Regions from separate parts of the Homo sapiens genome. Here regions 1, 2, 3, 4 and 6 are each linked to region 5. Evidence: read pairs that join two places in POLR2A ChIA-PET (ENCODE). Cell type or tissue: PC-9. All regions are shown on one strand.

What was found. Peaks named below come from ENCODE experiments on the same cell type or tissue, not always from the same donor. Only the 100,000 strongest peaks of a DNase experiment are listed, where the experiment ranks them.
Region 1: POLR2A ChIA-PET joins it to region 5 with 8 read pairs; 9 of 35 experiments call an interaction of 5 or more read pairs at or near these places.
Region 2: POLR2A ChIA-PET joins it to region 5 with 15 read pairs; 1 of 35 experiments calls an interaction of 5 or more read pairs at or near these places.
Region 3: POLR2A ChIA-PET joins it to region 5 with 11 read pairs; 1 of 35 experiments calls an interaction of 5 or more read pairs at or near these places.
Region 4: POLR2A ChIA-PET joins it to region 5 with 7 read pairs; 26 of 35 experiments call an interaction of 5 or more read pairs at or near these places.
Region 6: POLR2A ChIA-PET joins it to region 5 with 8 read pairs; 1 of 35 experiments calls an interaction of 5 or more read pairs at or near these places.

What each region holds. Positions count from the first base shown.
Region 1 is chr16:4,386,582-4,390,581 of GRCh38, reverse strand. CORO7-PAM16 (CORO7-PAM16 readthrough) reads left to right here. Exons shown (of 31, transcript NM_001201479.2): 8 at 1,951-2,037; 9 at 2,514-2,596. It overlaps CORO7 (coronin 7), which reads left to right. Exons shown (of 28, transcript NM_024535.5): 8 at 1,951-2,037; 9 at 2,514-2,596. Among named protein-coding and RNA genes, the nearest start is that of VASN, 17 kb to the right of the region's middle. In PC-9, no CTCF peak of the experiment used is centred here; a DNase peak (open chromatin) is centred at 2,161.
Region 2 is chr16:4,922,902-4,926,901 of GRCh38, reverse strand. All of the region lies in intron 1 of PPL (periplakin), which reads left to right. It overlaps LOC105371064 (a long non-coding RNA gene), which reads right to left. Exons shown (of 4, transcript XR_933028.3): 3 at 3,557-3,729; 4 at 974-1,226. Among named protein-coding and RNA genes, the nearest start is that of PPL, 12 kb to the left of the region's middle. In PC-9, no CTCF peak of the experiment used is centred here; DNase peaks (open chromatin) are centred at 901 and 1,771; H3K4me3 peaks cover 368 bases; H3K27ac peaks cover 2,414 bases.
Region 3 is chr16:3,507,962-3,511,961 of GRCh38, reverse strand. It overlaps CLUAP1 (clusterin associated protein 1), which reads right to left. Exons shown (of 12, transcript NM_015041.3): 4 at 3,494-3,673. Among named protein-coding and RNA genes, the nearest start is that of CLUAP1, 9.0 kb to the right of the region's middle. RefSeq lists an enhancer at 1,988-2,047. In PC-9, no CTCF peak of the experiment used is centred here; a DNase peak (open chromatin) is centred at 2,251; H3K27ac peaks cover 476 bases.
Region 4 is chr16:4,337,323-4,341,322 of GRCh38, reverse strand. It overlaps GLIS2 (GLIS family zinc finger 2), which reads right to left. Exons shown (of 7, transcript NM_032575.3): 7 at 1,728-4,000. The coding sequence ends at 3,799. CORO7-PAM16 (CORO7-PAM16 readthrough) reads left to right here. Exons shown (of 31, transcript NM_001201479.2): 30 at 338-403; 31 at 918-1,072. The coding sequence ends at 1,004. It overlaps PAM16 (presequence translocase associated motor 16), which reads left to right. Exons shown (of 5, transcript NM_016069.11): 4 at 338-403; 5 at 918-1,072. The coding sequence ends at 1,004. Among named protein-coding and RNA genes, the nearest start is that of GLIS2-AS1, 11 kb to the right of the region's middle. RefSeq lists enhancers at 289-1,034, 1,035-1,781. In PC-9, no CTCF peak of the experiment used is centred here; no DNase peak of the experiment used is centred here.
Region 5 is chr16:4,288,135-4,292,134 of GRCh38, reverse strand. No RefSeq gene overlaps it. Among named protein-coding and RNA genes, the nearest start is that of TFAP4, 17 kb to the right of the region's middle. RefSeq lists enhancers at 1,376-1,994, 3,594-3,703. In PC-9, CTCF peaks have their summits at 1,411 (motif pointing left), 3,343 and 3,549 (motif pointing left); DNase peaks (open chromatin) are centred at 1,384, 1,734 and 3,464; H3K27ac peaks cover 1,448 bases.
Region 6 is chr16:4,498,319-4,502,318 of GRCh38, reverse strand. All of the region lies in intron 1 of HMOX2 (heme oxygenase 2), which reads right to left. Among named protein-coding and RNA genes, the nearest start is that of HMOX2, 24 kb to the right of the region's middle. RefSeq lists a silencer at 1,717-2,011. In PC-9, no CTCF peak of the experiment used is centred here; DNase peaks (open chromatin) are centred at 1,838 and 3,268; H3K27ac peaks cover 2,599 bases.

The DNA.
Region 1 (4,000 bases), 98 kb before region 5:
CCCCACCTGCTGGCTGAGCGGGTCTCTCTGCTTCCAGTTTCCAACTCTTTGCAGATGCCAGTTCCCATACCTGGCTCACGCCTATCAACCCTCCCAGCCTAGCAGGAATGACGCTAGGTCTTCCCTCACTTACAGTCTGGCGGTACCCTGCTATCAGCTGTGAGACATGCACACTTGACACGTGTCAGACACAATCCTGAGCCTTCTACAAGTGTTCCCTCTTACTCCTTGTGGCCGTCTTCAAAAGTAGGTCCTTCAGCACCATAGGAAAGGTTAAAAAAAAAAAGTAAATTCTGTTACAGTGCTTTTTACAGACATGGAAACTGAGGCACAGAGCTAGTGACTGACCCACCAAGGGAGGTGGCCAGGCTGGGGCTCTCCTGGGTCCACCTCCAGAGCTTCCTCCCCTAACACCGTGCGGCTCCCCCATGGCATGCATAGTCACAGGGAATGACACACTGATTTCTCTTTGGCCTACATCTACCTCCCCGATGTGTTTATTCCACGGGCACAGGGACTTTCCCCATTTTATTCACCATGTCATCTCGAATAGTGTGTGGCTCAAATACCCATATGACGAGAGAACAGATGAGTGAGGGGCACTGCTTCCCCCCAGCACCTGCCCTCTATCTGAGAACCATCCGGCCCCACTGCCAGCTCCTAGCACAGTTCTGGCCCCTGGGAGGCCTTGTGTGTTTCTTGAATGAATGAGTGACTTTTGGACAAGCTAAGAGCCACCTGGTGGGCTGCACACACGCAGATATTTGCACAACAAACACCAACGAGAGGGCAGGAGCCTGAATGACACTGTGACCCTCTCCGGGTGTTGAGGGCAGGGCTGGCCAATGGCTCGACCCTTGTCCTGACCCGATATCCCCTCTTACGTGGAGAGAGGGCAGTGGGGCCTTGGTTCTCAGGCTCCAGCCCCAACTTCCTGTGCCGGCCACAGCCTGGTGGGAAGGGAACAGTGAGAAAAGCCCCTCGAAGGACGGGACCTGGAGCCGTTTCCGATGGTCTCCCACGCTGGAGTCAGCCTCCACGGGCTGGGGAGGGGGCCCCAGGCCAGCTCCTCGCAGGCTGCTTCCCTCCCTCATTCATTCCCAAGGAGATCGTGGGAAGTTCGGAGGAAGCTGGCCATGGTTTGGGGTGAGCTATTTTTGGTAACAGGGTCCTTCGTCTCAGGCTCCAGGGGCCAGGGTGACTGGGAGGAGCTGTTTGCATTTCCTCTGGCCCCCTCAGCTCCCCACTGCCAGGGCCCAGGAGGACAGGGCCCCACCCACCATGTGAGCTTCCCTCTCCTCCCAGGGGCCGGGAGCCTTCCTGCTGGCAGCTCCAGCACCTCGGGAGGGCCAGGAGAGGCACTACTTGGCGCTCTCTGGACGTTGCCCAGAGGTGGGTCCCAGGCCCTGCCTCTTGCCTGGGGCAGCCACAGTGATCCTCGAAATCCCCCAGTTTACACGGTGCTTTGCCACAAGCCCTGCCCTTCCACATGGTGACAGCCCTGGGAAGCGGGTGGCACCGCATCGTGAGCCCCTTACACAAGCGAGAGAAATGAGGCATTGACAGAGTGTGACATCCCCAGGATCACACAGCTCTTAGGGGCAAGAAAGTGCCAGTGCCTTTAGCCCCTGGCGCAGCAGGGAAGGGGCCTGGAGCTGGGGAGTGAGGCAGCCCTCTCCTTGGTAGGAGGGACACTCGGGAGGAGCAGCCAGGTTGGCCTCTGGGTGCAGAGCTGCCCTCAACTGGGGCGGAGGCGGGGCTGATCCCCGGGGTGCTTCGGAGACCACCCTTGGTCCCAGTGGGGACGTGGAGAAGGACCCAGCCCTTCCCACCCTCTGTGAGGCTTTCAGGCAGGTGGGCAGCAGAAGTTCCCCAGCTCAGGCCCATTCCAGGGGGCCCCGCCCACCAGCAGGGCCCTGGGGGCTCAGGTCCACCTCTTGCCTCCTGCAGAGCACGCAGGCCCATGAGAACAGCAGGGATAGCCGGCTGGCATGGATGGGCACCTGGGAGCACCTTGTGTCTACTGGATTCAACCAGGTAGGGGGTTCCTCCTGGAGGAGCAGGGCACGGCCAGGTGGGGACATGTCCAGCCCTTTGGGCGGGGACGAAACCAATGGGAGGCGGGGGACTGAGGGCCAGTTCCAGGCCTGTCCATATACGGCCTGGCTGTGCTGCCGGGTCTCAGAGCCTCAGGGGACTGACGGCTGCTGAAAACTGGCAGATTCCATTTGTAATAGCTCAGCCTGACCCCAGGAGCCATAGTGGCCCTACAGGGACCCGAGAACACAGAGGGAACCGCCCCTCATCCTTTGTCACCTAAGGGTTCTTAAAGGGGCAGAACATGAAAACCCAGATTCTCTTTCCCTGGGGTGACTCCCACCCCCACTCCAAGCCCTGCTCTGGGGCAGGTGCCCCGTGTCAGGCTGCACCCTCAGGCGCTGGTTTCCCTGGGAGCCCCCCGGGTGGGGCTGAGGGACAGGCCCCTCTGAGCCCCTCTCTCGCCCTCCCTGCAGATGCGTGAGCGCGAAGTGAAGCTGTGGGACACGCGGTTCTTCTCCAGCGCCCTGGCCTCCCTCACCTTGGACACCTCGCTTGGGTAGGAGCTGCGGCACGCAGGTGGGCTGGGGGGCTGATGACCCAAGGCGCCGCAGGTGAGGGCACCTGATCCGGCCTGTCAGTGAGGCGGGCTGATCTCCGGGGTGTTCTGGGGTACCTGATCTGGGCTGCAAGGCCTTGCAACAGACACCTGGCCCTGTACCCCCGGAGCTTCCAGATGTCACGAGCAGCAGGTGCTCAGGTGCCCCTCTGGCCCCTGGTAGCAGAGTGGGCCCTTGGTCACCAGAGGTTTCATGGCTGGGGGTTGACACAGGTATGCTTGGCATTCAGGGAGAGGGTGTGATCCAGAAGTGCAAGAATACGCTTCATTTTTCTGTGGATGTTCTGGCAGGGCTGAGGCCCAGGGAGGCTCCAGGCTATGATAGGAGGGTGGACGTGGGCATTGTTGGACAGCCTGGCAGGGTGGGGGTGGGGGTGGAGGTGGAGGTGGAGGTGGAGGTGGGCCTTGGCTTATGCGGCCCACTGAGGTTTATGCGGCCTACTCCACACCAGCCACATGGCTGTCCTGTTCTATCCTGAGGTATGTCCCCAGGTGGGGCTGGTGCCCAGGCAGCCTGGGGGGCTCCAGGTGCACCTCATCCTTCCATCTGCCCCCAGAAGTGTGTGGAGAGGGCTTTTGGCAGTGCCTGGCGGGGTCCTGGCCAGGCACAGTCAGCTGTGTGCCGAGATGGCCTTGGCCCACTGCGGCTCAGGAGCCAGACACCAGGAGGCCCAGGGCAAGCATTTATGAGTGACTCATCTGTTCAGACCACCCACAACACAGCTGGGGAGACTGAGGCTGGGGGGGGTGTTCAGAGACGTAGCCAGGCAGGGCCGGGGTGGAGAGACAGGGACTCCATCCGCCTTCTGAAACTTCAACCGTGACTTATAAGGGCCTTGCTGGAATCTTCACAGGCAGGGGGATCCGAGAATGTCAGAGCCAGGAAAGGGGTGGTACTTGGCAAGCTTATTCATTCTTCCATTGCATAACTGAGGAAACTGAGTCACAGGCAACAGTGACCTGTCCAGGCTCTGGGAGCAGCAAGGGTATGTGTCTGGGGGTAAGGAAGGCTGCGGGATCTTCCGGGGAGTCCCCAGAAGAGCTCCCACCTGAGTACCAGCGAGAGCTCCTGCCAAGGGCTTCCCCGGGCTGAGAGCCGCCCAGAGGAGGGGTAGGGGTCAGGGTGACAGTGACGCCCTTTCCCACCCTGTCACACCCAGGGAGGGGCTGAGAAGCTGGCAAGGCCCATTTTACAGATGAGGGAGGCAAAGGTGAGCAAGATTCGGCACCTTCCCTGAAGCCATATGGAGGGTAAGAGGCAGAGTCAGGGCTGCCCTCAGCCTCCTGCCTGCTCTGGGCATTGGAGATTCAGGGAGGAGTCAGTGGGACCCGCCCCGCCTTGAG
Region 2 (4,000 bases), 630 kb before region 5:
TTTTTTTTGTTTTTTTTTTTTTTGAGACAGAGTCTTGCTCTGTTGCCCAGGCTGGAGTGCAGTGGCACAATCTCAGCTCACTGCAAGTTCTGCCTCCCAGGTTCACGCCATTCTCCCGCCTCAGCCTCCCAAGTAGCTGGGACTACAGACGCCTGCCACCACGCCCGGCTATTTTTGTTTTTGTATTTATCGTAGAGATGGGGTTTCACCATGTTAGCCAGGATGGTCTCAATCTCCTGACCTCGTGATCTGCCCGCCTCGGCCTCCCAAAGTGCTGGGATTACAGGCATGAGTCACCGCGCCAAGCCAAATCTTTGTAATTATACCCATTGGGGTGTTTTTCCTTAACCTACCTACTAGCTTACAAGCTTTTGAATAGTTGGGATTTACTCATCTTTTGGGAGAGGGCCTTCTGTTGTCCTTAATTCCAGGCCTTACATAAGCTTGGGGCTCCATAAATAGGTGTGAAATTGAGCAGGTATTTTATAGCATGTGGACAATTCATATCTCTGGGGGCTTGTTAATGGTGAAGGGCCTGTTGCCAGGGCCTGTAAGGGGCAGAGAGATGACAAAGAGTTGGTGGGGTGGGGTCGAAAATTTATTTGGCAATTACTGAATATCTAGAAAGTGCCCAGTTGGGGCTGCAGCAGTTACAAGCATAGACCTCTTACTAACCTATTGACCCTGAGCAAGTGGTCTTCCTGAGGCTCAGTTTCCTCATCTGCAATGGAGCTATGATAGCACGTACCTCAACTAGTTGTTATAAGGATCAGAGATGAAACCTGCTTCCGGTGCTAGGGTAGGGTGTGGGCCAGGAAGGTGCTCACTCAATGGCAGTTGCTTCCGCCTGAAAGGTCTGTTTGGAGGGACAGGCTGGGAGTCCCTTGTGGGGACAACTTAGGAGAATGACTCAGTCTCCGTTTACCATCACTAATCCTTACCCAACCAACCACTGGGATTAATTGTACTGATGAAAATGACAACAAACTGTAAATCACTCTGCTTCCCTGGGTGGTGAATGCCTGGTCCCATCATCCTGTCTCTCCGATGTCTCTTGTCCCTTTGTCTGTAAGGGGTGGGTGTGGATTGATACTGATGTCCCCTTTGTACTGAGAAGGTGGCTTTTTGAAGCCCGTCTTCATGGGTTCGAATCTTGGCACCACCACTTCCCAGCTGTGTAAACTCGGACCAGTTTCTTAACTTCTGTGAGCCTCAGTTATCTTCACCTAGAACACAGAGACATAAGAGTTACCGAATTGCATTAAAACATCTGCTCAGTTCAACACCTATTTATTGAGCCCAGCCCTACGCAAGGTGTGGAATTAAGGTTATAGAAGGGCCCCCAAAAAGGTGAGTAAGTTCTTTTTGTCCAAAAATTTAATAGCCTAATAGGTAGGATTAAGAGCCCCAGTAACACTAAGGGTGGCTACTTCCTAGGGCTATGAGACGTCAATGGGTGATGCACAAAAGGACTGAGCGGTCGCTGGGCACCCAGTAGGTGCCCTCAGTGTTGTTACTATTCATCAGTTATTTCCTGAGTGTCCACGGTGGTTGCCTTTGTGTCAGAGCCAGGGCAGATGTTTCAGGAGCCAGGCAGTGTTTAAAGAAGGTAGGGGCAGAGGGCTACTCGGCACCGGAGGTGCACCTCCCCCAAGCTGGCCCTCCAGGCAGGCAGGACGCCAGAAGAGGATGACCGTGGTGGCAGGAGGCCCAGCCCCTTCTCTGGGCTCTGGGACAGGTGAGGCTGGTTCCAGGGAGGGGTGTACCCTCCTGTGCGTTCCAGACATTCCAGCAGCAATGCAACCCCAATACACACCCACTGAGACAGAATTAACCCCCAGAGGAAGGAACTGCAGATGTGATCAAAGGCCAGTGGCCCTGGCCAGGCAGGGAGTGCTGAGCCTGCAGGGACCTGTGTCCACACATGGGAGGAGAGTGCAGGCTGGGCTGTGAGCCAGCAGGGGACACAGCAGTTCTGGGCGACAGGGACAGCTGGGGTGGAGGTGATGGCAGGAACGTGGCCCCTCCGATGTTGCTAAAGTATGATCTGTTACCGGGGTGGCTGCTCTCGCAGCCTGGAGAAGGGGATGGCTGTGAGCAGGCCAGGTGCCTCCAGCACAGCCCCATGGCCTATGGACAGGGTTGCAGGGGCTCTGGGGACCTGGGGAAGGGTGTCTTGCTGCGGTCTTCGTGCCAGGGTCCTCCACACCCAGGCACCAGGCTCCAGTGGGCACAGTGGGGAGCCCCAGGTTGTTTTGGAGTCAGGCAGCCAGGGAGGGACCCACAGAGGAGACCCTGTCCTGGGGCAGACATCTAATCAGTGAGTGTGGGCAGGAGGAGTCACGGGGTTCAAAGAGAATGAGCATTTATTAGGTGTCCCTGGGTACCAGGCACCGAGTGAGACTGGAAGATGCTCTGAGCGCCCATCAGCTTTCCTACAGCAGAACTGAGAGACTGTGGTCACTGCGGGCTTAGAGCAAAGCAGGTCCGGGTGCCCCAGAATCACCTAGAATCTCGCAGTCCTATTCAGTAATTACTGGCCCCGTGACATGGGCTGTGCACGTATGTCTGTGTGCCAGGGTTTGAAGACTTAGTGTGAAAAAGAGAATGTAAAATATCCGTTAATAATGTTCTGTTGACCACCTGTCAAATTGATCATATTTTGGATATATTAGGTTAAATAAAATAGAAAAAAATTCGCTCATTTCTTCTTACTCTTTTCACGTGGCTACTAGAAAAATGTAAATTCTGTGTGGCTCAGGTTCAGTTTCTGTTGAACAGTGCTGGCCTTGCATACAAAGCAACTTAATACCTGAACTCCTGTGGGAATGTTTTCCAGCTGTTGAGTGTCTTTCTGCTTGTTCCGTGACAAGCAGGCATGATAACCCCATTTATGTTGAAAGAAATTAAGGCTGAGACAGGTGGAGTAATACATGCTGTTATTCCAAAAGCCAGCATAGTTCATTCAGTCTGATGGGCGCTACGGACATGGCAGTGAACAACAGACAAAGAGCCCTGCCCTGGCAAGGCCCCCACCAGTGACACGGAGGAAGAGGATGAAACCCAGTTATCCTAATCATGGTGCGGCCACACCCAAAGCGCTTTCATTTATAAGGGTTATCTCCTTGAATTATCTCAACCCTCTGCAGTGGGATCAATTCCTATCCCTGTCTCAGAGATGAGGAAACTGAGGCACAGAGAGACTAAGGAATCTGCCCGAGCCCACACCTGGGTTAGAGCCACAACACAGGCTACGTTCCCTGCCCTGGCCAGGCTGCCTCAGTTTCCTCCCCTGCAGGCAGGGTAGAAAGAATGGGCCAGTTGGTGCCATGTGACTTGAACAGGTACAGCTGAAGACATCAAGGGTGGCTCTTGAAGCCACCCCCACCCAGGGAGCCCCCTTCCAGGTCGCTGATGGCTGGAAGGTTGCCATTCATGGTGTCCTTGGAGGGTCCACGTCTCTCCTGGGGGCAGGAGGCCGGGAAGCATATCTCCCCAACTCTTAGGTCTTTGTATGATGCAACCAGATCATCCCATCATCCAAACTAAAACTTACCTGTGCTCCCAAATGCTCTCAGAAAAGAGAGTGGGTGGCTGTTGCATTGGGCCAGGTAAGAAGTGGTGACTTTGATCAAGGTGAGGCCAGAGGGGCAGATGGAGGAGGATGCGCAGGAGACGCGTTCCCAGGTAGAACCAGTGGAGGGAGAAGCAGGGACAGGTCTCAGGGATCTGTTGGCATAACCGGGTAGACAGGTCCTCCCCACCCTCCCCTTCTGCAGTTTCCCTTATGCGGACGGAAGAACGTTCTCAGAGCAGTGGGAACACCCTGTACCCTTCAAATCCCCAAACCTACTGACTCTGATCCTTAGCCCAAACCCAAGACAGCTGAAGCGGGCTGTGCGTTTGTCCCCCAGCTAGGCCCAGGGAGTGGGCATCTGGGACGCAGGATCTCCTGTCCTCCCGACACCTCATTACCCATATATGGGCACCAGCCTCTCCT
Region 3 (4,000 bases), 780 kb after region 5:
ACCCACCTCGGCCTCCCAAAGTGCTGGGATCACAGGCGTGAGCCACCGTGCCCGGCCAGCCACAGATTTTTAACATGCATTCAACCACTAGCCTGTTCATGTCAGCTCCTACCTTTGGTTGGGACACGTGACCACAAACATGTGCTTCCCCAGTTACATGCTCACAGGCTGCGGGACACACGCTCAGGAAATGATCATCTAAGTACTAAAGAGACCAATTCCAGGACGCCTGGGTCTCTCCAAAAAACCTAATGTCACCTCAAACTGAAGCCACAACCAGGAGGGCATAGCTGGGAGAAAGCTGACGTGCTTCCTACTTGGACTTTGTCACAGTAGGGTGCCTGACGGCAGCAGAGCGGCCACACAAAGGGACAGCCTGAGGGACACACATCCTCTTGCAGCAGCCTGACGTCCTGTGTTTCGTCCTCCCCTGCCCTCCTTCTCTGCCTCAGACTTTCCTCCACAGGCTTGGAGAGGCGCAAATCGGGTGGCACCCACTAAGGACTTACAATGGTTCTGGGCTCCACAGATGGGCAGCTGTTGCCAGGAAGGTGATGACAACCACAATGAGGATTTAGCACTGAGCCCTGTGCACAGGCTTCTTTCTTAGGATGTGTGTGTCACCCCTTCTTCCTAGAATATGCTAACTCTTCTAAGGAGCCCAAACATAAACGTCTCCCTGCTCTGCTCACTCTCCCTCTCTCCTGGACAACCAATCCTCACCTTCTGGCTCTCATTTTCAACCCACTAGCAACAACTCTCCCTCTTCATTTGCAGCTGATGGCTTTGATAGCTTGCTTCCCTCTTCCTTAGTCCTCCAGGATCCAGCCTGCTCTGGCTCTAGCTGCTTTTCTTCCCTTCCGAGCAGCACATCCCCAAACTTCTTTGCAGGAGTCTGTCACCTTCTCTGCTTCTCAAAAGTGGAGCGAGTCAGAGTTTCATTCCTGGACCCCCCGTCTTTTCTGCTGGCTCTGCTCCTACCCTCAAGGCTTTAATACCATCTGTGTGCTGATTGCTCCCCAGCTCCCAGCTCCAGCCTGGGCTTTCCCTGGGCTCTAGTTTCACATACCAGCTACCTGTGCACCATCTCCACCTGGACAGCCAATCGGCGTGGCAAATGGAGCATGTGCAGAACCTTCTCTGCTTCAGTACATGGCAACTTCATCCTTCCAGGGGCTCACACAAAAAACTTCAGAGCAGTGATGTCTAATATAGTAACCAATAGCCACATGTGGCCATTTTCACTTAAATTACTTAAGAATTAAAGAAAATGCAGAACTCAACTCAGTTCCTCAGTTGTGCTTGCCACATGTGGCCAGTGGTTCCCGTAGAGTACAGCACAGAGGCGGAACACACCCATGAGCTCTGCAAGCTCTGCCGCACGGCTGCCCCAAGACCCGGCCTGTAGCACCTGACTTACTCTCAACCCATGCCTCATCCCGTGAGATCTACCATCAAAATATGCCCCAATCTCTAGACACTTCTCTTGCTGACGAGTGTCGCTCCTGGTTAAAAACCCACATGTGAGGACAGGCGCGGTGGCTCACGCCTATAATCCCAGCACTACGGGAGGCCGAGGCAGGCAGATCACCTGAGGTCAGGAGTTTGAGACTAGCTGGCCAACATGGTGAAACCCCATCTCTGCTAAAAAAAAAAAAAAAAATACAAAGCCGGGTGCGGTGGCTCACGCCTGTAATCCTAGCACTTTGGGAGGCTGAGGCGGGCAGATCACCTGAGGTCAGGAGTTCGAGACTAGCCTGACCAACATGGAGAAACCCTGACTCTACTACAAGTAAAAAATTAGCTGGGTGTGGTGGCGCATGCCTGTAATCTCAGCTACTCAGGAGGCTGAGGCAGAAGAATCACTTGAACCTGGGAGGCAGAGGTTGCAGTGAGCTGAGATTGTGCCATTGCACTCCAGCCTGGGCAACAAGAGTGAAACTCCATCTCAAAAAAAAAAAAAAAAAATTAGCTGGGCATGGTGGTGTGTACCTGTAATCCCAGCTACTTAGGAGGCTGAGGCAGAAGAATCTCTTGAACCTGGGAGGCAGAGGCGCAGCGAGCCAAGATCGTGCCATTGCACTCCAGCCTGGGCCACAGACTGAAACTCCGTCTCAAAACAAAACAAAAACAAAACAAAAAAGCTGTGTGTGGCTTTTCAAGCCCAACTATAGACCATGACAAGGCCTCACCTAGCAGGCCTCACAGGGGAAGCTTTCTTCCCTGCAGCAGACTTGGAGCTCAGCCAGTGCACTGTGGTTTCACGTACCCTGCGTGGCCACACTCTTAGGTGCACTCCCAGCCCCGGGGCCTTCATTCCTAGGTCTCCTGCTCTGAGGCCTTGGGCCTCAGAGTAACGGCTTAACCTTTATTTCTGGCTTGCTGCTGTGGTCGCTCCCTGACACCTGACGGCACCTGTCCCACCAGCACTCTGCTCAAAGCCACGGTCACCCCTCACTCTCCAAACAGGCTCGCTGCTTCCAGCCCTGCCGCCTGCTTCGGTCTGATGGCGGCTCAGCAGCCAGAGCAACCCTTTGGACGGGAAATAAGCACAGAAGGTTCCGCTTGGATCCCAACGATTCCCACCTTAGAGGCAAAGACAAAGGCTTTCCAGGGGCTTCCCAGGCGCCAGAGGGTCTGTCAATCCCAACCCTCATCACACGGCCTCCTTGCTTTTCCTCAAACACACAAAACACATTTTTTTTCTTCCCCCCAGACAAGGTCTCGTTCTGTTGCCTAGGCGGGAGCGCAGTGCCATGAACATGGCTTGACTGCCTGGGCTCAAGAGATCTTCCCACCTCAGCCTCCTGGGCAGCTGGGACCACAGGTGTGTACCACCACGCCTAGCTAATTTTTTTCTTTTTTTTGGTAAAAATGGCGTCTCACTATGTTGCCCAGGTTGGTCTGGAACTCTTGGCATCAAAGGATCCTCCCACCTCGGCCTCCCAAAGTGTTTGGCTTACAGGAGTGAGTCACTGCACCCAGCCCAAAACAAATTATCATCCTGAGACACCCTGACGCCACCCGCCACCCGCACAACTCACTCTTTCCCTCCCTTGGATCTCTGCTGGAAACACCATCCAATCCATGAGGCCTTCCTGATCACCCGATTTAAGATCACTCTGGGCAGCATCCATCCCCATCCCAGCTTATTATTCTCCACAGCCTGCACTGCATCTGGCCTTCCACACCTCTTATTGTTCACAGTCTGACTCCCCTAACTGAAGAGAATAAACACACGATTTTTGTCCTTTTTGTTCACAACTGTATCCTCAGCGCTTGAATGCTACCTGACAAATACTAAGCTTTTAATAAATAGTTGAATTAGTGGATTGTGACTTTGACTTTATCCAAATGCTGATGAGCACAAAACTGACAAACTGCCCTCAGCTGAGGAGGAAGAAAAGCAGCGGAGCTGTAGCAGACTCCTTCCACTTCAGAGCTCAAGAAATCAACGCTCCATCGCCCACTACAAGGCTTTTGTTGTCCTTACCTTTGAGCCAAGATCAAACTTGAACTTGTTGACATCTTCCTCTACTATTTCAGAGCCCTCCATCCCCTTGGTCTTCATAGCATTATAAAGGACAGATGTGATCTTCAGCAGCTCTTTTACCGCATACCCATCTGCTTGATAAAGCTTCTTAGTGTTGAGTTTTATATGTGCCTTGGTGGCCTATTTTTAGACCAAAAAAAAAAAAAGTTGAAGGCCCTTTCCATGTAATGTCTAAACTAAATCCCATGTAGGTGAGTTGAAAATGCCTCTGCTGACAACTGGGATATAACCTAATAAAAGCAAAGCATTCAAGTGACTCAAACATTGTGAGTGGTTGTATAAACTGGGACAATCTTGATGGAGAGCAATTTGGTAAAAGACATCAAAATTACAAATGCACATATCTTTTGACCCAGCAATCCCAAATCTAAGAACTTATTCTAGGGACACACTCAAACACAAACAAAATGAGATGTACAGGTTATTTGTTACAGCACTGTTCCAAAG
Region 4 (4,000 bases), 49 kb before region 5:
AGGGTGGGAAGAGTGAAGGGAGGCCTGGCCAGGGAGGTCCGATGTGGAGGCTGCAGCTGCACCCAGCTCGGACTCCAACTTTCGGGAGCCACTGTTGCTCGTGAAGTTTTAGGCCTGAGGCAGGACAGTCTAGAGACAAAGAGTGCCTTCCAGTAGCAGCTCAGTTGCCCTCCAGGGTACCCGTCCCCATCTCTGCCTCTCAGTGGCCACAACAGCTGGGTGTGGCACACAGGGTGGAGAGGAGTCCTGTTGCCTCTCTCACGTGGCCCCACATAGCCTGCCCAACATCTCTTGCCTGCAGTCTGCAGCCCTCTCACCCGTCCCCTCTCCTCTGCAGAACTATGAACACTTATTTAAGGTGAATGATAAATCCGTGGGTGGCTCCTTCTACCTGCAGTCAAAGGTGAGTGGTCTTTGATTCTGGGAGGAATGAAGTCATGGGACCCCTTCTTCTCACCTGGGGCTCAATTCCTAGTTGGGGGAGCTGGCCAGCTAAGGGCTTGGCACACAGAAAACTGTGCCAGGCTTTCCCATGGTGCCCCAGCCTCAGGGAGGCCCCCTGAACTGCCACCCCTCTGACTGCTTCAGCTTTGCGGGGTCCAGCCACTCAGGCTGTGTCACCCCAGATAGAGCCCTCCCTCCCAGCAGCTGGGACTTCGAAGGAGCAGGAGCCCCCGTGGGTGGGGTGCTAGAAACAGCTCTCAGCTCACAGAGGTCACAGCATGCGCTGGGCCCTGCAGCCCAGCTCTGTCTCCCCAGGCCACCCCGACCCTGGGGTGCCACTGAAGGAAGCATTGGTATCCACCCACTGCCCTTCAAAAAATGGACCTGGGCTGATGGGAATAGGCCATCCCATGTGGGCAAGGGGTATGGGGCGGAGGCTTGGCCTCCCGGCCTGATTATCCGTGACCCACTAGGTGGTCCGCGCAAAGGAGCGCCTGGATGAGGAACTCAAAATCCAGGCCCAGGAGGACAGAGAAAAAGGGCAGATGCCCCATACGTGACTGCTCGGCTCCCCCCGCCCACCCCGCCGCCTCTAATTTATAGCTTGGTAATAAATTTCTTTTCTGCATTTCTCGTTTGCATGTGTCCAGATTCCAGAAGGCAGGTTGCTCCTCCTGCCGGTTGCAGGGCTGTGGGTGCTGGAGATGGGGAGGCAGCAGCCTTTAACAGCCCAGAAGGGCCGGGCTGGGTAAGGTTGGCGGGCAGCCAGCCAGTGGGCTCCAGCTGAGTCCTGTCACGTACAGGATGCAGCCGCTCCTGCTTCCACAGCACCCGTGCCAGGGTGAGGCTCCCTCCCATAGCGCCCCTGCCCCTCCCACGGGGTGGCGGTCTCCTGGCCCCAGAGCTCTTGTCGGCAGCCACCCTGTCCCTGGGGCAGGTTTGAACCTAGCACCTCAGTAATCTGGGCACAGTACCCCAGAATGTGGCTGGGGGGAGAAGGGCCTTTGCCCACCACTCTCCAAAGCCGCAGCGGGCAGTAGTGGGCTGAGGACTTGGACCTTGGGATGCTCCGCCTGGAATCTTCTGTCTCAGTTCCTGTCACCTGTGCGCCCTCAGCACCTACCTCCTTCCCAACCTTCCAGTTCCTGCTCTAAGCGGCAGATTGAGAGGGAGGGGCACCTGCAGGGTCGGGGAGAAAGCCCGGATCAGGCCTGCAGGGGCTCAGGGCAGTGGTGGCCTCATGTCAGGGCCGGGTTCCTGGCACATCCACGACATACAAGCCATCTTTGCAACTCACTTTTATTGTTTCTTTATAAACTTCCTCTCCCATGGAGGAATATATTGTTATAGTCATTAGCTTATCTCTTTTTTTAAAACTCTATGCTAACAGCAATGGAGCCAAGAGGAGGAAAACATAAGCTACGATAGAAAGGCACTTAGAACCTGTTAAAATACTGACGTCCTGGAATGTGCAACAACACACCAATGACAACCACAAAAAGTACACCGGCCCTGCCGAGCCTGGTCCGTCACCGAGTCGCATGCTGAGCTCGTCGGCCTTCCAGTGCCCTGTTCCTCCGCTCTGCTCAAGTCGCAAACCCATGACCCCGCCAGGGACTTAAGGCCTGGGGCCCTCACAGGGGTGGGGGGTGCTCAGGGCCTGGGTGGGGCCCGAAGAAAGGAGACCAGCTCCCTCCTACCTTGCTCATAGCCCCTTCGAGGGGCAGAGCCAGTGTGGCTGGGCCCTGTCAGGGCTGGAGTCCAAAGCCCAGTGGCAAGGTGGGCCGGGTCAGGGTGACCCCTCTGGGACAGAAGGGCAGTCCGGGAGAGGGTGGGGTCAGCAGAGCTGCCAGAGGACCTGCAGGGCCACTAAGGACCCCAAGGCTGTCCGGGCAGCTGCCTCGTTTTACAGATGGGGAGGTGGAAGGGCCTGGCCACTCAGAGGCCTGGTGACAGGGCAGGCCTAGAAGCCAGAACTCCCAGCTGCCAGGTGGGAGAGGGAGCAGGGAGAGGCCCCAGATGGGGGGTGCATGGCTGCGTCCATCCCTCAGGGCGTCCTGGGATGGGACTGGGGCACAAGGCCCTCCAGCACCACCCTTAAGTGGTTCTGGCCCCTGCCAGGGTCCCTCTGAGTGGCACAGAACCTGGGGGGGCCCACTGGGTGTTAGGGGTGGGGAAGTGCCTCTGAGAAAGCGGCCCAGCAGGGAAAAGCCAGAGGAAGCAACGTGTCATGGGTCCAGCACCCTCCTCCAGCCACTGCTTCCCTCAAGGCCTTCAGTCCACAGCCTCCAGAAAGCTCCCAACACAGCACTGACTGGGAGCCCCCTCCCCTGCATGCTGTCACTTGGAGCCCCCAGACCAGGAGCTGTGTCCCAGCCTGTGGTCGGTCGTCCCCAGCCAGCCTCCCCCTTCCTGTTACAGGACCAAGGACCCAAAGGCCTCTGCAGGGGGCGCTGCCCAGGCCAGGCCCAGCGGGGGTAGAAGGAGGAAGACGGGGCGCTGGGCCTGGCCCCACATGCTCCCTGAGCCAGGGCCCAGGTCACTCAGTATCTTGGCACCACAGCTGGCCTGGCACCTCCCCTTGCCAGCTCAGGGGCCCTCGGACCTGCTTCCCACGCTCCCAGGGTGCCCCAAAAGGTAGAGGGAGGAGACCCTGGGGTGCAGGGGTGGAGTGGCCAGCTATCCCGTCTGGTACTGCAGGCCTGGCCTGGGGTGAGGACGGCGGCTGCAGAGCGGGCCTCCTCCTAACTAGTGGGAGGCGCCTTGTCCTGGGGGGCATGCTTCTACCTGGGGCTTTGCAGGGGCCTGCATCTGTCTTGCTTTCCCTCTGGAGGCAGGGTCAGAGGGAAAGGGGTCCAAGGAGCCCCCAGGGCAGGGGCTGGGTAAGCCTAGGAGGGAAGGGCAGGCCTCTGGTCCCTGGGGGCTCCTCTCAGGAAGGGGGAGCCTGGTGCTAGCAGGGAGGGCAGATGCCACCCCACCCACCCCCTCTGCTGGGAGAGGGCAACTTGCCATGGGTGGTCACTAGGTGAGGGAGGTGCCAGGGTGGGAGAGGGAAACGGGAGGAGGTCGGGCAGGGGAAAGCCTCTCAGAAGCTGAGGGCCAGGTGGTGGGGGACAGACAGGAGCGAGGCTTCAGCACCCAGGAGCACAGCTCTCCCTGCATGACAGGCCAGGTCCCCACCCGGGGGCTGGGAGGCCAGCCATGAATGACCTAGCACCATCCTTGCTCCCGGCGGGCTGGGCTGGGGCTGCCCGGGCAGTAGGACATTATTGCTATTTCACAGAAGAGTTTCCGTTCGTCGGGGGCAGTGCCGGGAGCTGCCGGGGGGGCACCACAACTGTCCGCAGGATGGGCTCAGTTCACCACAGCCGGTTTGAGCAGCACCGAGCCCGGCGGGATGACCACCCAGCCAGGGGCCAACGCCTCTGGGCTGCTGGCAGCTGAGTTGACGCCCGTGGACAGGTCCAGCACGGTGCCTGGCAGCAGGGGGAGTCCATCGGGGCTTGGCCGGGAGCAGCTGCTCTCCGTCCTTTCAAGGGGCGTCTTGTGGCCCTCC
Region 5 (4,000 bases):
AGTGATCTGCCCACCTCAGCCTCCCAAAGTGCTGAGATTACAGGCGTGAGCCACCATACCCGGCTCTTTGTTTTTTTCAAGAGTCTCACTTGCTTGCCCTGGCTGGAGTGCAGTGACATGATCATGGCTCACTGCAGCCTCAACCTTTTGGCCTCAAGTGATCCTACCTCCTCAGCCTCCCAAGTATCTGGGCCAGGTGCACCACCAACACACCCAGTTAATTTTTAAATTTTTGTAGAGAAGGAGTCTTGCTATGTTGTCCAGGCTGGTCTCAAACTCCTGGGCTCAAGTGATCCTCCTACCTCAGTCTCCCGAAGTGCTGGGGTTACAAGTGTGAGCCACGGCCCCTAGCTCCCCTTGATTTCTTGTGGGCCTCCTTTGACCCTCCACTCTCTCTGGCCACACTGCCTTGGTTCCTTGGCTGGCTCTTTTCTCTTTCTCTCTCTCTCTCTCCTTTCTTTTTTCTTTTTTTGAGATGGAGTCTCGCCCTGTTGCCCAGGCTGGAGTGCAGTGGCGCAATTTCGGCTCACTGCAAGCTCCACCTCCTGGGTTCACGCCATTCTCCTGCCTCAACCTTCTGAGTAGCTGGGACTACAGGTGCCCGCCACCACGCCCGGCTAATTTTTTGTATTTTTAGTAGAGATGGGGTTTCACCATGTAGCCAGGATGGTGTCGATCTCCTGACCTCATGATCTGCCTGCCTCAGCCTCCCAAAGTGCTGGGATTACAGGCGTGAGCCACCGTGTCTGGCCTCTTTCTTTCTTTCTTTCATCTTTCTTTCTTTTTTTTAATTTTTGACGTAGTCTCACTCTGTCGCCCAGGCTGCAGTGCAGTGGCACGATCTCGACTCACTGCAATCTCTGCCTCCTGGGTTCAAGCGACTCTCCTGCCTCAGCCTTCTGAGTAGCTAGGATTACAGGGGTACGCCACCAAGCCCAGCTAATGTTTGTATTTTTAGCAAAGACAGGGTTTCACTATGTTGGCCAGGCTGATCTCGAACTCCTGACCTCAGTTGATCCACCTGCCTCGGCCTCCCAAATGCTGGGATTACAGGTGTCAGCCACAACGCCTGGCCTGATTTACTCTCATTTTCTATTAACCAGAGGCCTCCTGGTGAGAAGGCCCCAGGCTGGGTGTCAGGGGTCTTAGATCTGGTCTCATGGTTACAGCTAATTCTTTGAGGGTCTTCAGAAATGTCCATCCTCCATGTCAACAGGCTCTGCTCTGCTTGATGAAATTATTGTAACTGCCCCATGGCCTCATAATCAATTGATAAAGCAGTTTGATGGCCATTTCTGTGTAAAGCAGAAACAGTCCAGCCAGCATGGCTGTGAATTGAGTGTTTCTAGAGGGAGTGCACTCGGTTGAAGGCCTGGGCACCTGGTTCCTCCTTGTGGACACTGAGAAGCAGAGAGGCACTTCCCTAGGGGAAAAGTCCCTAAAGGGAGCTGAAATCCTCTTCGAGTGTGGGAGGAGGAAGAGAAATTGAGTGCTGAAAAGGACAGGGCGGGTGAGCTGATGGAGGGGAGACGGAGAGGCAGAGGGAGAAGGAGAGGGAGAGGGCTGGCAGGCGCCCATAGCTGGGGCCAGAGAGAGAGGGTGCAGGGGACTCCAGCCACCTCAAATAGGGTTGCAGCCAGCCCCATTTTTGTGTGTTTGTTTGTGTGTCTGTTTGTTTGTTTTTGAGACAAGGTCTCCCTGGGTCACCAAGGCTGGAATGCAGTGGTGCAATCATGACTCACTCCAACCTCAACATCCTGGGATCAAGTGATCCTCTCACCTCAGCTCCCTAAGTAGCTGGGACCACAGCATGTGCCACCAGGCCCAGCTGATTTTTTTTTTTTTTTTTGAGATGGAGTTTCGCTCTTGTTGCCCAAGCTGGAGTGCAATGGCGCGATCTCAGCTCACTGCAACCTCCACCTCCTAGGTTCAAGCAATTCTCCTGCCTCAGCCTCTCGAGTAGCTGAGATTACAGGCGCGCGCCACCGTGCCTGGTAAATTTTTTGTAGTAGAAACGGGATTTTACCATGTTTGCCAGGCTGGTCTCGAACTCCTGACCTCAGGTGATCCACCTGCCTTGCCCTCCCAAAATGTTAGGATTAGAGGCGTGAGCCACCATGCTGGCCCTTTTTTTTTTTTTTTTTTTTTTTTTTAAGATGGAGTTTCTCTCTGTCCCCCATGCTGGAGTGCAGTGGCATGATCTCAGCTCACTGCAGGCTCTGTCTCCCGGGCGCAAGCAATTCTCATGCCTCAGCCTCCTGAGGAGCTGGAAATACAGGTGCCCACCACCATGCCCAACTAATTTTTGTATTTTTAGTAAAGATGGGGTTTCGCCATGTTGGCCAGGCTGGTCTCAAACTCCTGACCTCAGGTGATCCGCCTACCTCGGCCTCCCAAAGTGCTGGGATTGCAGGAGTGAGCCACTGTGCCCAGCCAATTAAAAAAAAAAAATTTTTTTTGAGACGAAATTTCGCTCTTGTTGCCCAGGCTGGAGTGCAATGGCATGATCTGGACTCACCGCAACCTCCGCCTCGTGGGTTCAAGTCATTCTTCTGCCTCAGTCTCCCAAATAGCTGGGATTACAGGCATGCGCCACCATGCCTGGCTAATTTTGTGTTTTTAGTAGAGATGGGGTTTCACCATGTTGGTCAGGCTGGTGTCAAACTCCCGACCTCAGGTGATCCGCCCACCTTGGCCTCCCAAAGTGCTGCGATTACAGGCATGAGCCACCACACCTGGCCTTAAAACATTTTTTGTAGAGATGGGGGCTTGCTATGTTGCCCAGGCTGGTCTTGAACTCGTAGGCTCAAGTGATCCTCCTGCCTCAGCCTCATGAGTAGCTGGGACTACAAGTGCACACCATCACGCCTAGCTAATTTTTTTTTTTTTTTTTTTTTTTTTTTTTTTTTTTTTGTTTTGAGACTGAGTCTCATTCTGTTGCCCAGGCTGGAGTACAGTGGCACGATCTCGGCTCACTGCAACCTCCACCTCCCGGGTTCAAGTGATTCTCCTGCCTCAGCCTCCTGAGTAGCTGGGATTACAGCTGCCCACCACCACGCCCGGCAAATTTTTGTATTTTTAGTAGAAGTGGGGTTTCACCATGTTGTCCCGGCTGGCCTCGAATTTCTGACCTCAAATGATCCTTCTGCCTCGGCGTCCCAAAGTGCTGGGATTACAGGCATGAGCCACCGCGCACTGCTAATTTTTTTTAAAGATGAAATCTTGCTATGTTGCCCAGGCTGGTTTGGAACTCCTGAGCTCAAATGATCCTCTCATCTGGCCTCCCAGAGGGCTGGGATCCCAGGTGTGAGCCATCGGGAACCAGCTGCATTTTCAGTGCTTACTCATGGCCAAAGTGAATCAGATCCAACTGAGGAGGAGGAGGCGCGCATCACAGGTCTCCCTAGACAAGCCAGGCACTGTAGGGATCTGCAGGGCCTCGGGATTGTGGGGGGCTGCGGTCAGCCCCTTCACCCCAACACCTACCTGCCTGGGGCTCCCCCACCGTGTTCCTGCTCGGCATCCACAAAGCAGCGCGTGTGCCGGACGCCCCCTACTGGTCGGGGGAGCCCCAGCCCTGTGAGCCCAGAGATGTCCCCCTGACTTGGGGAGAGGAGGGCCAGAGGACCGGAAGTGGCTTTGCTCCGAACCCCAGTAGGAGCATCTGACCCCCGTTCCGCCTTCCTGGGAGCATCCAGGATCCTTTCCCAGGCAGGGACTTTTTGCTTCTCAACCTGGCTCCAACGACTGGTGTCCCTGCCCCCGCCACCACCCCAAAGAGGCTATGGTTCCCCATATGCACGGGAGTATAGCAGGGCCGGAAAGGTCAGGTGCTGCATCCCCCTGCTCCCAGCAAATTTCTATAGCGGAACAAGCCTCGTTAAGACTGAGGACATAGATTCCTGCCTGGGTTCCATCTCCAATTCTCTGTATGTTCTCAGGAAATTCTCCTCCCTTACTCTATCCTACCTTCAAACCCCCCATCTGGGGCAGGAGAATT
Region 6 (4,000 bases), 210 kb before region 5:
TGTTTTACTCAATAATAACTGCATGCTCTGGGAGAGTATAGTCTTGCTTAATTAAACAACAAGTCCTTGTGCTTCTCCGAAAAATACAAAAAGGAGCCAGGCACAGTGGTTCGCACCTATAATCCCAGCATTTAGGGAGGCCGAGGTGGGCAGATCACCTGAGGTCAGCAGTTCGAGACCAGCCTGGCCAACATGGTGAAAGCCCATCTCTACTAGAAATACAAAAATGAGCCAGGCATGGTGGTGGGCAATTTTTTGTAATCTGCTGTCCACGACTTCAAATTTTCTACACTCAAAATAGGTTCTACCGATTTTACTTTGAAGGAAAGCTAACAGGAAGAATACTGAGTTCTCAAGGCGGGCTGAAAGTACCAACTACCATCTGTACAGACCTGGGGGCTGGGGGCAGAGGAGGCTCCTGGGAAGGCTCGGTTAGCATATTCAACCCACAGACTGGGGCCAGGGGAGGCGACCCTGTGGCCTAGCCACTGTCCAAGGGAGTGGCCACACAGTGTGGCATTCAGAGGCCACCTTGCAACTGCAGAAACATAATTTTTTTTCACTTTCTGAAAAGCTACATGTCCAGACTTAGTCTGGCTGGTTTCTATACTTGAATGCTCTTTTCTTTGCAGGAACCATTGGAATCTCTAGAAAATTGAGGGCCAAATCATAAATATAGAACCTTTTTAGACTTCAATGTCTAATATCCACAAGAAGCTACATGTTCCCCACCCCCACAAAAGAGAAAAAAAGATCCTAAAATATTCCACTCTGGGAAATACACTTCAAGAAATAGTAATAGTAATTGTAATCTGTATCAAAATAATACCCAGCCATACTATGATGTTAGGAAAAAAACAACACACAGCCTAAGAACAAAGGGCATGACTGCTCAAACAACAGTCAACAATGGAATCCTGGCACAGCCGGGGCAAGTTGATAAGCTGTGTTCATGCATGGAAAAGCCTACAGAAACTTTTTATTTTTTTAAAAAGGATCCCAAACACCGACTATAACTGTGTGCAAAAGTATACTGATAATGACAAGTGGGAAATTTGGAGAGCTATAAATACTTGTTTTTTGTTGGACTTTTTAGCCAACTGGCTGCTTCTTTTATATGGAGTGACTCAATTCTCTTGGAAAGAAAAAGGGAAGAGGGAGGGGAAGGCAGCGAAGGGAAGGGAAAAAAGAAACCGAGAGACAGGAATTGGACCAAGCAAACCAGCTAAGATCCCGCACTGCATTAACTAACTAGTCAATGGAAGCTCCTGGGTCCTCTTTTCTGTTACAAATTCTAGAAAGGCCAGTCTACCCTCTCTCTTTCCCATTTCCAAAAAACTGGGACCCTCTGTTTATAAAATCTACCTCCACTACTCCATAATTCCAGTACTCCTAGCTGTTCACCTCATCAGCTGCTGATTCTCATTCCAACACCTGAGCTAACAGAAGCAGTAACAAAGTTCCTATCACAGTTACTTCAAGCAAAAGAGGTTCCTTTAGACCAGCTCAGCAGATCCAGAACACTGTCTCAAAGCTTTTGCTCCTGCTAAATTGCTGGCATGAGGCACTACCAGGACTTCTGAGACAACGAAGATGGTAAATCCTCCTCCATGGAGACTAAGTCCAACAAATTTCAGGTCAGGTAACTCAGTGCATTGCTACCAGGTGGGAATATAATCTAAGGACTATATTATAATTCATTTCCCATCTGGTCATACAGAAAGGAACAATAAAGACTTCTTTGCCCTGGAGAAACCTGAACTGAAGGAAGAGAGCAGGTTGCTGAGCTCAGCCAGCACCGAGAGTAAGCAACAGCAGACTGACTCACTCCCTGGAATGAGAACAATTCTGCAGGCTTCTGACTCAATGAAATAGTGACACTTGACAGTGACCAGCTACTACACTGCATGAGATGCCCACAACATGAACTCGGGTTGTTACCCCACAAACACAGGGAGGCTAAGTGGCTGCTCAGAGACTTCTGCACTGGGACTCCACGAGTGCTCCCTCCCTGCTGAACACCTTGCAGTTGGGCATCAGGATTCTTACCATCACCCTGGATGGGGGTCCCCTGCCTGCTTCCTAGAAGGCTGTTTGCAGCTCAGAGCTCACTCCGATATAAAATTGCCACCATATTAATATGAGGTGATTACGCTTCAGCTTCCACAACTGACTGTCATCCTGTCTTCCCAGTTAAACCAAAAGCTTCCTACAAGAGAGATCCAGATTCCCTCAGATTCAGATCAGGGTCCAATATGACTTATAGGCCAGCACCCTGGGGAGCATCCAACCTGAGTTACAGCTGTTGCAAATACACAGATGGAGTTCCTACTGAGAAAGCCAGTTAAATAGAGGATTTGTGTGCCTGTGCCTGTGTGTGTAACAAGAAAATAACAGCTAAATTCTAAAATACCAAGTAAAGTAATACAAATTTTTAATTGGGTCCCATGTCTCTAAATTAACTGTATGAAATCTGTTTTGACTTCTCTTCAGATCTGACTTGACTCCTAAGTTTTTAACTGACAATTATATTTATGGGGTACAGTGTGATGTTTGGACACATGTATACATTGGGGAATAATTAAATCAGGGTTATTAACATATCCATCAGCTCACATGCTTATCATTTCTTTGTGGTGACAACTTTTAAAATCCACTCTTTTACCAATTTTGAAGTATACAATACTATTATAATATTAACCATATTAACTATAGTCACCATGCTGTAAGGCAGATCATCAGACCTTATTTCTCCTAACTGAAATTTTGTACCCTTTGATCAACATCTCCCCTTTCCACACCCACCCTTCCCTTCCCCCAGCCGCTGGTAACCAACATGTTACACTCTCCTTCTATAACTGACTTTTTCAGATTTCACATATAAGTGATATCATGCACCATTTGTCTTTCTTTCTTTGGCTTACTTCACTTAGCATAATGTCCTCTAGATGCATCCATGTAGTCACAAATGACAGAATTTCCTTCTTGTTTATGGTTGAGTAGTATTCCATCGTGCATAAATACCAGCTTTTAAAAATCCATTAATCCACTGTGTGCTGCGAAGACTAAGTGGGCTAACACGCATGAATGTTTGACAAAATGCAGCACCACCTCAAATATTGAGCTCTTACTGAGGAAGTCGCTGGTGAGAATGAGCAATTGGGTGATTGTTAAACACTGAGGAAGAACAAGAAATCCAGCAATTTCAGATAGTTCTGGGCAGGTCACACCTGAGGACTTCTGACTCAGACCTCATTCTCCAGCAGCGTCAGGAAATAGGAATATCTGCCCTTTCTAAGGTGAGCCACGTGAGCACTGGAGGCTAGAATACCCACATTGCAGATGCCACTGGAGATTGGCTGAGCCACATGTTTGGGGCAGCAGACAGAGCTCAATCAGTTCTAATCCAACAAGGCACGAGATAACAGAGACTTCTCAACACCCTGAAGAAGCCACATCATCTAGAACTACAGCTTCTGAGTTTATAGAATAAATGGCCTGAGGTCTCCTCTGAACTCTGGTACTACCATTCCTCAGGAAATGTTATACATAAGCCCTTTCATTTCAATCGCTGGGGGAATTCAATCCCACGGTTCACTGAACGGAAGAATAAATATTAACCTCTTGATAAAAGAGCAAATCCAGGCTGGGTGCAGTGGCTCACACCTATAATCCTGACACTTTGGGAGGCCAAGGTGGGAGGATCACCTAAGCCTAGGAGCTCAAGACTAGCCTGGGCAACACAGTCAGACCTTGTCTCTACGAAAAATAAAATAATTAGCCAGGCGTGGTGACACACACCTGTAGTCCCAACCACTCGGGAAACTGGGGCAAGAGGATCTTTTGACCCCAGGAGTTCAAGGATGCAGTGAACTATGATCACACCGTTGCACTCCAGCCTGGCAAGGGAGTGAGATGCAAAAAAAAAAAAAGAGCAAGTTAAGACTGAATCCAGCCGGGTGTGGTGGCTCATGTCTGTAATCCCAGCACTTTGGGAGGC